Linked DNA regions of Homo sapiens: regions 1 and 3 are each linked to region 2. A link is a contact called in ENCODE Hi-C or POLR2A ChIA-PET data. All regions are on one chromosome and are shown on one strand. Each heading gives the region's core, a stretch centred on a gene start or an enhancer-like site at or near the end of the contact. The rest is flanking DNA. Distances are from core to core; before and after follow the strand shown.

What was found. A loop is a pair of places that touch in the nucleus more often than their neighbours do. ChIA-PET counts read pairs that join two places held with the same protein, here RNA polymerase II (POLR2A). Pooled maps may share reads with other maps.
Region 1: a loop to region 2 is called in a pooled map, with 4 times the contacts of the local background. The contact joins two enhancer-like sites. A Hi-C loop is called at or near these places in 2 of 168 maps with a recorded cell type or tissue (CD8-positive, alpha-beta T cell and naive thymus-derived CD4-positive, alpha-beta T cell), 4 of 37 single-sample maps with no recorded cell type and 8 of 50 pooled maps. POLR2A ChIA-PET finds 5 or more read pairs at or near these places in 2 of 52 experiments (activated T-cell and activated naive CD4-positive, alpha-beta T cell).
Region 3: a loop to region 2 is called in a pooled map, with 2.4 times the contacts of the local background. The contact joins two enhancer-like sites. A Hi-C loop is called at or near these places in 1 of 37 single-sample maps with no recorded cell type and 2 of 50 pooled maps. POLR2A ChIA-PET finds 5 or more read pairs at or near these places in 2 of 52 experiments (activated CD4-positive, alpha-beta T cell and activated naive CD4-positive, alpha-beta T cell).

What each region holds. Positions count from the first base shown.
Region 1 is chr13:99,123,731-99,126,430 of GRCh38, forward strand. No RefSeq gene overlaps it. Among named protein-coding and RNA genes, the nearest start is that of DOCK9-DT, 38 kb to the left of the region's middle. RefSeq lists an enhancer at 1,339-1,438. Within about 2 kb of position 1,386, at least 2 of the 41 ENCODE cell types and tissues checked have a DNase peak (open chromatin) inside an H3K27ac peak, as active enhancers do.
Region 2 is chr13:98,852,705-98,855,404 of GRCh38, forward strand. DOCK9 (dedicator of cytokinesis 9) reads right to left here. Exons shown (of 53, transcript NM_001366683.2): 35 at 704-818. Among named protein-coding and RNA genes, the nearest start is that of DOCK9-AS1, 22 kb to the left of the region's middle. RefSeq lists an enhancer at 1,105-1,414. Within about 2 kb of position 1,254, at least 4 of the 41 ENCODE cell types and tissues checked have a DNase peak (open chromatin) inside an H3K27ac peak, as active enhancers do.
Region 3 is chr13:99,150,426-99,153,125 of GRCh38, forward strand. No RefSeq gene overlaps it. Among named protein-coding and RNA genes, the nearest start is that of UBAC2-AS1, 49 kb to the right of the region's middle. RefSeq lists silencers at 1,176-1,225, 1,236-1,305, an enhancer at 1,612-1,781 and a cis regulatory region at 1,697. Within about 2 kb of position 1,251, at least 4 of the 41 ENCODE cell types and tissues checked have a DNase peak (open chromatin) inside an H3K27ac peak, as active enhancers do.

The sequences.
Region 1 (2,700 bases), core at 136-2,635, 270 kb after region 2:
CATTTTCAACTAGTTCTCCCCAGGGAAGGAGGAAGAGCTGGCAGCTCTGCCCAGATCACCTGCTTCCTTCCAACCCTTTTGCCCAAGGTTCGACTCTGTACCAGGGTTTCCCATTTCCCTGGGGAGAGCCAGACAGCTGTGGAAAGCTGGTATTTCCATGTCATTCCTGAAAACCTCATGTGGCAACTGATGACTAGTCATGGCCTGATGTCATCTAGAGCCATTTTTCTTCTCTCTGCTCATCTGCACGCTCAGTTAACTCAGGTTTTGTACATCTTCGTTCAAACTCATCACCTCCATTGCTCCAGGGCTTTCCCCTTGGATTCCACTGGATTCAAGGAGCAAATGTCCCCGTTTGCTCCTTCAGATCAAAAGTAGGGAGAAGAGCTTAATTCTCTGTCTTCCTGAATGTAGCAGATGGTATCAGTGGCCCCACCTCCCACTGGCATTCACTTCTACTTATAGCTGACCCCTGAAAATCTCCACTCAAAGCCTTTTTTTTTCTGACCTTGAAAACACACTGTGCCCATGCATGGAGAAGCCAGACATGCTGGAAATTTCATTCCCCTGAAAGCAGCCTGAACCCATGACAGATGGAGAATTGGTGGATTAATACCCCAGATCCCTGGCCCCTTGGTTGGATGAATTCTGAGTCTTGGTTTTCAGAATTCTCTAGTGGGATCGAGCTCTATCTGCCCATGGTGGTAATTTGCTTGATAATGTGCATCCTTTATTGGCTTTCTTGTCTTCTCTGTCTCATGTCCACTATTTCCAGTGTTTTCCGGGACCCTTTCTCAAATTCCTGGCACTTGAATTCTTATCTCAGGGTCTGCCATTGTGTGAGGCTCAGCACAATGCCTAGCTAGCACATAGTAGGCACTCAATTAATTCATCCTTGACAGGTCATTGATCAATATTGCAGATGGGATTTCTGCCTTGGGAGAGAGGTGACACTATATGACCGTGAAGGATTCTTGCAGGTGCAAAAGTCTTCCCACGTAGAAATCAATGTCTTTCCAACTAGGAGACCTAGAAAAGGAGCTGTGAGGTGGAAACATATGAAAAAAAAATTTTCTCCCCTCTGTGCCAACGTGCTTTCATATGTGAAGGAGGAAGCGAGGCTCACAGGTTGGTTATGAAATCATTCAATTTCAATTTCTTGAGCCAGCATATCGCCTTTTATGGACACTGCAGCCCAGGGTAATGTGCAGGGAGTGATTTTCCATCACGTTCTATATAGTTCACAGCAGAACCAAAAATAAGATGTTCAAACCCTAGAGTATTATATTATGAATAAATACGGTCAAATCATATACCAAATACAATTATGATTACTCCATGACCAGAACTCTCGTAACACTCCTTTATGGTTGGTTGACACTGCATTCATATTTCTGTGTCTCAAGTGAGGAAATGAGTCACCAAAACGGTAAAAAAAAAAAGGCGCTGAAAACTGTCTGGCTGCTGTCTGAAGAGAGCTGGAAGAAAATGTTCCTGACCTCCCCCACCATATGCCCGGGCTGATGGGGGCTTCACCACAGTCCCAGACTCTCAAATCTTTCTGACATATTTTCATAAGAGAATAAAACACTGTAGTTAACGAGCTATGTAAGTTCCATTTGTGAATTGGTGTTTGATGAAATGATACATTGTAGAGGTAAAATGGGAATGTGAAAAGCAGGGTTTTTTTTTTTTTTTGTCCTAACAACTGAGTGTTTCATATGGTTGAGCAAAATCACATTTTAATATAGTTGAGCGTATTCCAAATGAGGTCTCTGCCTCCAAGGAGCTGCCTTGCTGGGAAGTCTGTAAAGTTCACATCCTTTTAACAGAACCGGAGTTGATGGAACAGGACAGTCAGGGAGGGGTCTGCACCTGGAGTTGAGACATGCCTGTGGGTGAAAATGGTTGCTTGGAGGGAGGAGACCCCCACACAGGCAGCGGATCACCTGCAGAGAGGACCGTGCCTGGCAGAGGACTGGGTGGTGCCCAGCACTTTGGAAGTCTAGAAAATAAGTAGTATATGGGTGTAGCGCAGACTGAGGCCTGGCAGCAGGGAGCAAGTAATGTGTGATGATCCAAACAGACAAGCACTAAAAACTAAAAGTAGGCCGGGCACAGTGGCTCACGCCTGTAATCTCAGCACTTTGGGAGGCCAAGGCAGGCAGATCACGAGGTCAACAGATCGAGACCATCCTGGCCAACATGGTGAAACCCTGTCTCTACTAAAAATACAAAAATTAACTGGGCATGGTGGTGCACGCCTGTAGTCCCAGCTACTCGGGAGGCTGAGGCAGGAGAATCACTTGAACCTGGGAGGCGGAGGTTGCAGTGAGCCGAGATCGCGCCATTGCACTCCAGCCTGGCGACAGAGCGAGACTGTCTCAAAACAAAAAACAAAACAAAAAAGAAAAACTAAAAGTAGATCTACCATTAAAGAACTAAAAGGAGAACTACCATTTGATCCAGCAATCCCACTACCAGGAATCTACCCAAAGGAATATAAGTCATTATGTGAAAAAGACATATGCACACACATGTTTATAGCAGCACAATTTCCAATTGCAAAGATATGGAACCAACCTAAGTGTCCACCAACAAGTAAGAAAAAGAAAATGTGCTATATATACACCACGGAATACTACTCAGCCATAAAAAGGAATGAAATGTCTTTATGCAGCAACCTGGATGGTGCTGGAG
Region 2 (2,700 bases), core at 4-2,503:
TGCGACATTGTTTACTGGGATTGTTTATATTACATAGCCAGATACACAGATGAGCTAACAGAGTTGAAACTGTCCTGTCACACACATTTGCAAGCCTTATACGGTCCAGATAGAGCATTCATAGTTCTGCTCATTCTTATTTTAAAATGTGGTTGTCAAACCCTTAAACAGAAACATAATCTACTATGATACTACCATTTCCATTAGAAAACTAAAATAACATATCTCCCACTTTGAGCCAGGAATATACACACTCTAAATGGAAGGAATGCTTAGGTCCCCCCACAACATATATTCTAATTCCAGAGACTAACACAGTTATTTAAGTTGACAGTAAGTTTGTCTGGACGAATAAAAATTTTTTTTAAAGCCAAAAGCTATTTTATTTATGTGCTTCTATCTCCTTTAGTTAAGATGGCAGGTCCCAGTTTAATATAAATTTAAGAAATAGGCCCATTCACATTTTGGAACTCATTTTCTAGAATAAAATAATTAAGGAAATGATTTTCCCACAATAAGGTTCTTATTTCTAAGAACCTTAGTCAATGAATTGCATTTTAACAATTACATTTAGTCAATGAATATGCATTTTAAACAAGAAAATCCTTTGAAATCTTTGTATCATTTCAACTTATTACAAGTTAAAACCAAACAAACCAAGTGCTGAAACGAGCAAAACAGAAATCTCCATTTTTTAACCTACCATCAGACATGCTCTTTAAGATGTAGAGGAAACACATCAGTAGGCTCTTAATCTCAGACTGGTCAAGTTTATCACAGCGAACCACGGAATTTCCCAATGTGCTACTTTGTTGGTGCTAAAAAGAAAATACAGGTGATTTTTCTATTTAATTACGGGAGGAAAACGTGTTTCCCTTTTCTCCCTTGGAAGAGAAAGACTCTTAGAATCAAGTCAGATCATACACATTGGAAGGTGCAAGTAACTTGCTGACAATTAAACCACAGGCACCCTTTCGCCCAAATATAACACACTCAGATGCTGCCCATGGAAGCCCTAGCTTGTCTCCTCAGCACGCTCTCCTGAGGGACAAGCAGAAGGCACAGACCTTTCTCACTGGATAAACACAGCTTTAGCTATGCCAAGTAAAACCTTCTGAGATGCCAAGTATATTGAAACCTCATGCAAGAAAGTATGTGTGCTAGGATCAAGAACAGAAACCATGACTCAGAAGACACTGCACAACCAACCACCTCCTGAGGACAACAGCCGTGGCTGAAACAGCAAGTGCCTGTGGTGCTGCTGTGACCAAAGCACCCCAGAACCTGGAGCCCAGGCGCCATCACCCAGGGTGCATTATGGGGCGTGCTGTGGGCACTGCTCAGGGAACACAATAGGCAGGTGCCCAACCGGGACAAACAGGGACACGTCAGCACAGCATGGCCAGAGGTCCTAAACTGATGAGGTCACTCCCTCATCAGCTTAGCTCAACACTGCAAACGTCAGAAAGCTTGGGGCAAACAAGAGGGCAATTTTGCCACTAGGCAGCAGGTTCTTGTGGAAAAAAAGCAGAACAAGAATCTCATCATGTGATTGCAAACACAGGAGATTTAAAAACTCTCCCAGTTGAATTTCCAATTGAAATAAAAAAAATTTTTTTACCAAATATCAAAGCAAAAACAATAGTGGAAAAAAGATGTTTTATTCAAGGTGCTGGTGGCCAATTGAAAAAAAAATTATGCGTGTGTGTGTGTGTGTATATATATACATATATATATCAGGCTTAATAAAATATGTGAATATTTTCATTTACAAAAAAATACAGGGGAAATTAGTGGCAAAACTGGTATGGATGCACCCTCTGGCCTGCCCACTTGATCAGAGCCACTGGAGAACTTAGTACTTCCGGCAGTGGGAGGGAAGGTGTTGCATTCAATGTCTCCTCTGGCAAAGGTGGAATCATTAGAAGGGAAAAATCCACAGTGACCCGGTTTTTCCTGGCTGACTGGCAGCTCTCCTCCTCCTCTTCAGCACTGCGTATGACACAAGCAGAGTGCCTTCGGAGCAGCTTCTCCCTCTATACATGAAGGCATGTTGGGGTCAAGGGAAAAGTTCAATACGTCATGACACACCCAAACTGAGCTGCTCGCACCTCAACAGAACTGCATTTAATGGTAACCATGTCAATGCCAGCCATGGGATGCGTGACAAGATTATAAACCTGATGCTGAGGAAGGATGTCTTCCGGGTGTTTTTGGAGAACTAGGGATAAATCCCTAAATGGCTCAGCTGTTTATTGGGATGGGCACTTGCCTGTAACTTGAAGTAACTTAGAAAATCTGTGCCCAAAGTGATACCAATCTACCATGGCTCCAGGTTTAAACCCACACTTTATCCTTTCCTACAAAGTTCCAAATGGTCTGAGCACTTAGTAGTTTCAAGAAAAAAGGCTAAGTATGAGGAGGAAGTGTTGTGTTGTGGGTGCGTGCTGTGTGAATAAAGTGATTTCTTACCCCTGAATCACCTATATGATCAATTATTCTCTGGAGCTGGCTTCAGACCTAACACCCTTGTGGGTGGAGAGCTGTGTTGATGATGGTGTCTCTGGTATAAAGACTACAGGGAATTGGCCAGGTGTAGTGGCTCACGCCTGTAATCCCAGCACTTTGGGAGGCCGAGGCGGGCGGATGACGAGGTCAGGAGTTTGAGCCCAGCCTGGCCAATATGGTGAAACCCCATCT
Region 3 (2,700 bases), core at 1-2,500, 300 kb after region 2:
GAGTGAGTTGGCTTGGGCTGGAGTGAGGCTGGTGTGTACAGAGAGAAATGGTAGGTTTGAGAATATAGGTATTGTGTTCCTGGAACCAACAAGCTTAGCTGATGTATTAAATATGGCGGTACGGAGAGGGGGGCAGATGAGGTGGGAGAAAGAGAGATTGACTCTGAGGCTTCAGGGCTGAGTAACCATGTGGACAATGATACAACTGACAGATGGGCAAGACTTTAGGAAGAGCCAGTCTCCAACCTGTTTTGGAAACCTGCTTCCACATGCCTGGTTTCATGACACCATACACGTTCGGGTCTTGTCCATTCATTGTCGACTGAGGTTCTTTCCATCAAAGTGAGATGTTGAGTCAGACTATGCATTGAGAGTGTCTGAAACCATCATTACTATGTTGCATATATTCCTAAGTAATGACTTAGAGATCAAGAGCGCTGACATAATGCCTGCCATGTTGTGGCCTCACCCTGTGTCTGCTTTTGATCTCTTCTGGGGACTTCAGCACACCATGCAATAAATGGGGACACACTGACCCACCTCTGTGTCTGGGCCTGAATTAAATAAATTTGTTTAGATTTCCCTGAGCTCACAAGTATTTGATGAATCAAGTACATTTAGCAACCTGGCCTGGCAAGCCAGTAACAAACAAAAACAGACTCGTCTGTGCATGCCCTCAGGGCCATGGTCTGTGAGCACCGTGGGGGAAGGCAGAGGAGAGGGTTGATTTTTTTAAGAGGCTTTGAAAATATAAAATTCCACATGGATGATTAATACTTCTATGCAGCATAATGGGTGTTGGCAACCAATGTGAAGAAATTCTTGTTGAAAGAGAAAAGACGATGTTATGGAATAATCTCCTCTGGGAACTAAAGCCACTTACAAGGAAATATTTGAAAGTCTATTTTAATTCCTATCTTATTCATGTCTTCCTTTGACAGTAAGTGAAGTGCATAGCACTATGGGACATGTCTAAAATCAGCTGCTAACTATTCATTTGGCTCAACTGCTGAGGCCAATGATCAATTCCTTGTGCTATATTGTATTGCCTGGAACCTAGTTGTGCTCATGTGTATTGTATTGTATTGTATTGTATTGTATTGTATTGTATTGTATTGTATTGTATTGTATTGTATTGATCTATTTGCTTATTTCTGTAGAGCTGGAGTCTTACCACTTTGCCCAAGCTTGTCTCAAACTCCTGGGCTCAAGCAATCCTCCCACCTCAGCCTCTGAAAGTTCTGAGGTTACAGGCATGAGTCACTGCACCGGGCCATGTCTATTTTATTCTTGACACATGGCCATATTTGCAGTGAGATTAAGTATGGGAGTAGCCATGTGACTCAGCAGAGTGAGGAGACCAGAGCAGCAAGACCTACCCAAGGTGGACAGAGCAAGTGGTCCCCTGCAGGTGCAGCGTTGTCTTGGTGGCTTCTAAGACTTTCTTTCCCTGGGCTGAACGGTCACATCACTGGCATTATTCTCCGGCATGACAGTGTTATATCTTGATGGCTACTGTTCAAATGCTTTCTTTTAAACTAGAAGTTAAAAAGACCTGTTAAATCACAATATCCACATAAATGGACTGGCTAGAGTTGACTCACCTTACCAAACAGGTGTATAGGACTCTAAAGGGGCCCAGGAGACATATAGAACCGCTAACTGCCAGTTCCAGGTGGGGAATTCTAGCCAGCAAAGTGGGAAGTGCACAGGGCCTCGCCAGACTCAAGGGCCCCAAGGAGAGGGCCCATGACTACTTTGTCCATCCAGATACCCTTGCCAGTTAAAGCCATATGTGGAACACACCAGTGGCCATTCTTGAAGCCTTTGTTGATGAAGGAACATGTGAACTGGCTACAGGGAGGGGAATCAGGCTCCATAAAGAGGCAGGGATGCAAGGGGCTGCTTGACATCAGCTCCCCTATCCCAAATCTTCCCTGAGACCCAGCTCAGGCACAGTGATAGCTCCTGAGAAGATGAAAACAAACAAAAAGACATATTCTGCAAACAATTTTTTGTTTAATTTTTTAAAATTTAAAACATCAGGAAAAAATCATGTGCAAGAAAAAAACTATTATAACAGTCTTAAAAAAATTTTTTTTTACTTTCAGAGATAAGATATATACACACAGCAATACACACCAATCTCAACTGAACAGCTCTATGAAAATTATTTCAAGTGACTCTGCATGCTTTCTTACTTGCTTCCTAAACTTTATAAAATTTCAAGTGAAACACTTGACTTGCTTTGTCCAAGAGAATGTGCTGGAAGTGACACTCTGGGACTTCTGAGGACAGGTCACAATATGCCTTGCAGCTTCTGCCTGGGAATCTTGGATCCCTTGCCCTTGGAATGCTCCCTCTGTGAGCCCAGATATCAGGCTGTGAAAGCTGCAAGGTGAGGTTGAGTGGGAGTGCTGTGAGGCACAGACCCAGCGGAGCTTCCAGCCAATAGCCAACTTCAATGCACATCATGAGAGTGAGCACCCATGGGTATTCAGCCCCGCCAAGTCTTCAGAGGACTGAAGCCCCAGTTGACATTTCATTGCGACTGCATGACAGACCCCAAGGGAGAACTTCCCAACTGAGCCCAGCCAACCCACAGGACTGTGGGTGGCTTGGTATATAGGAAGAGATAATGGAACTGCCTGCCATTCTGGGTGAAATCAGGGTCAGGAAAAATAAAATCAACAAACATAT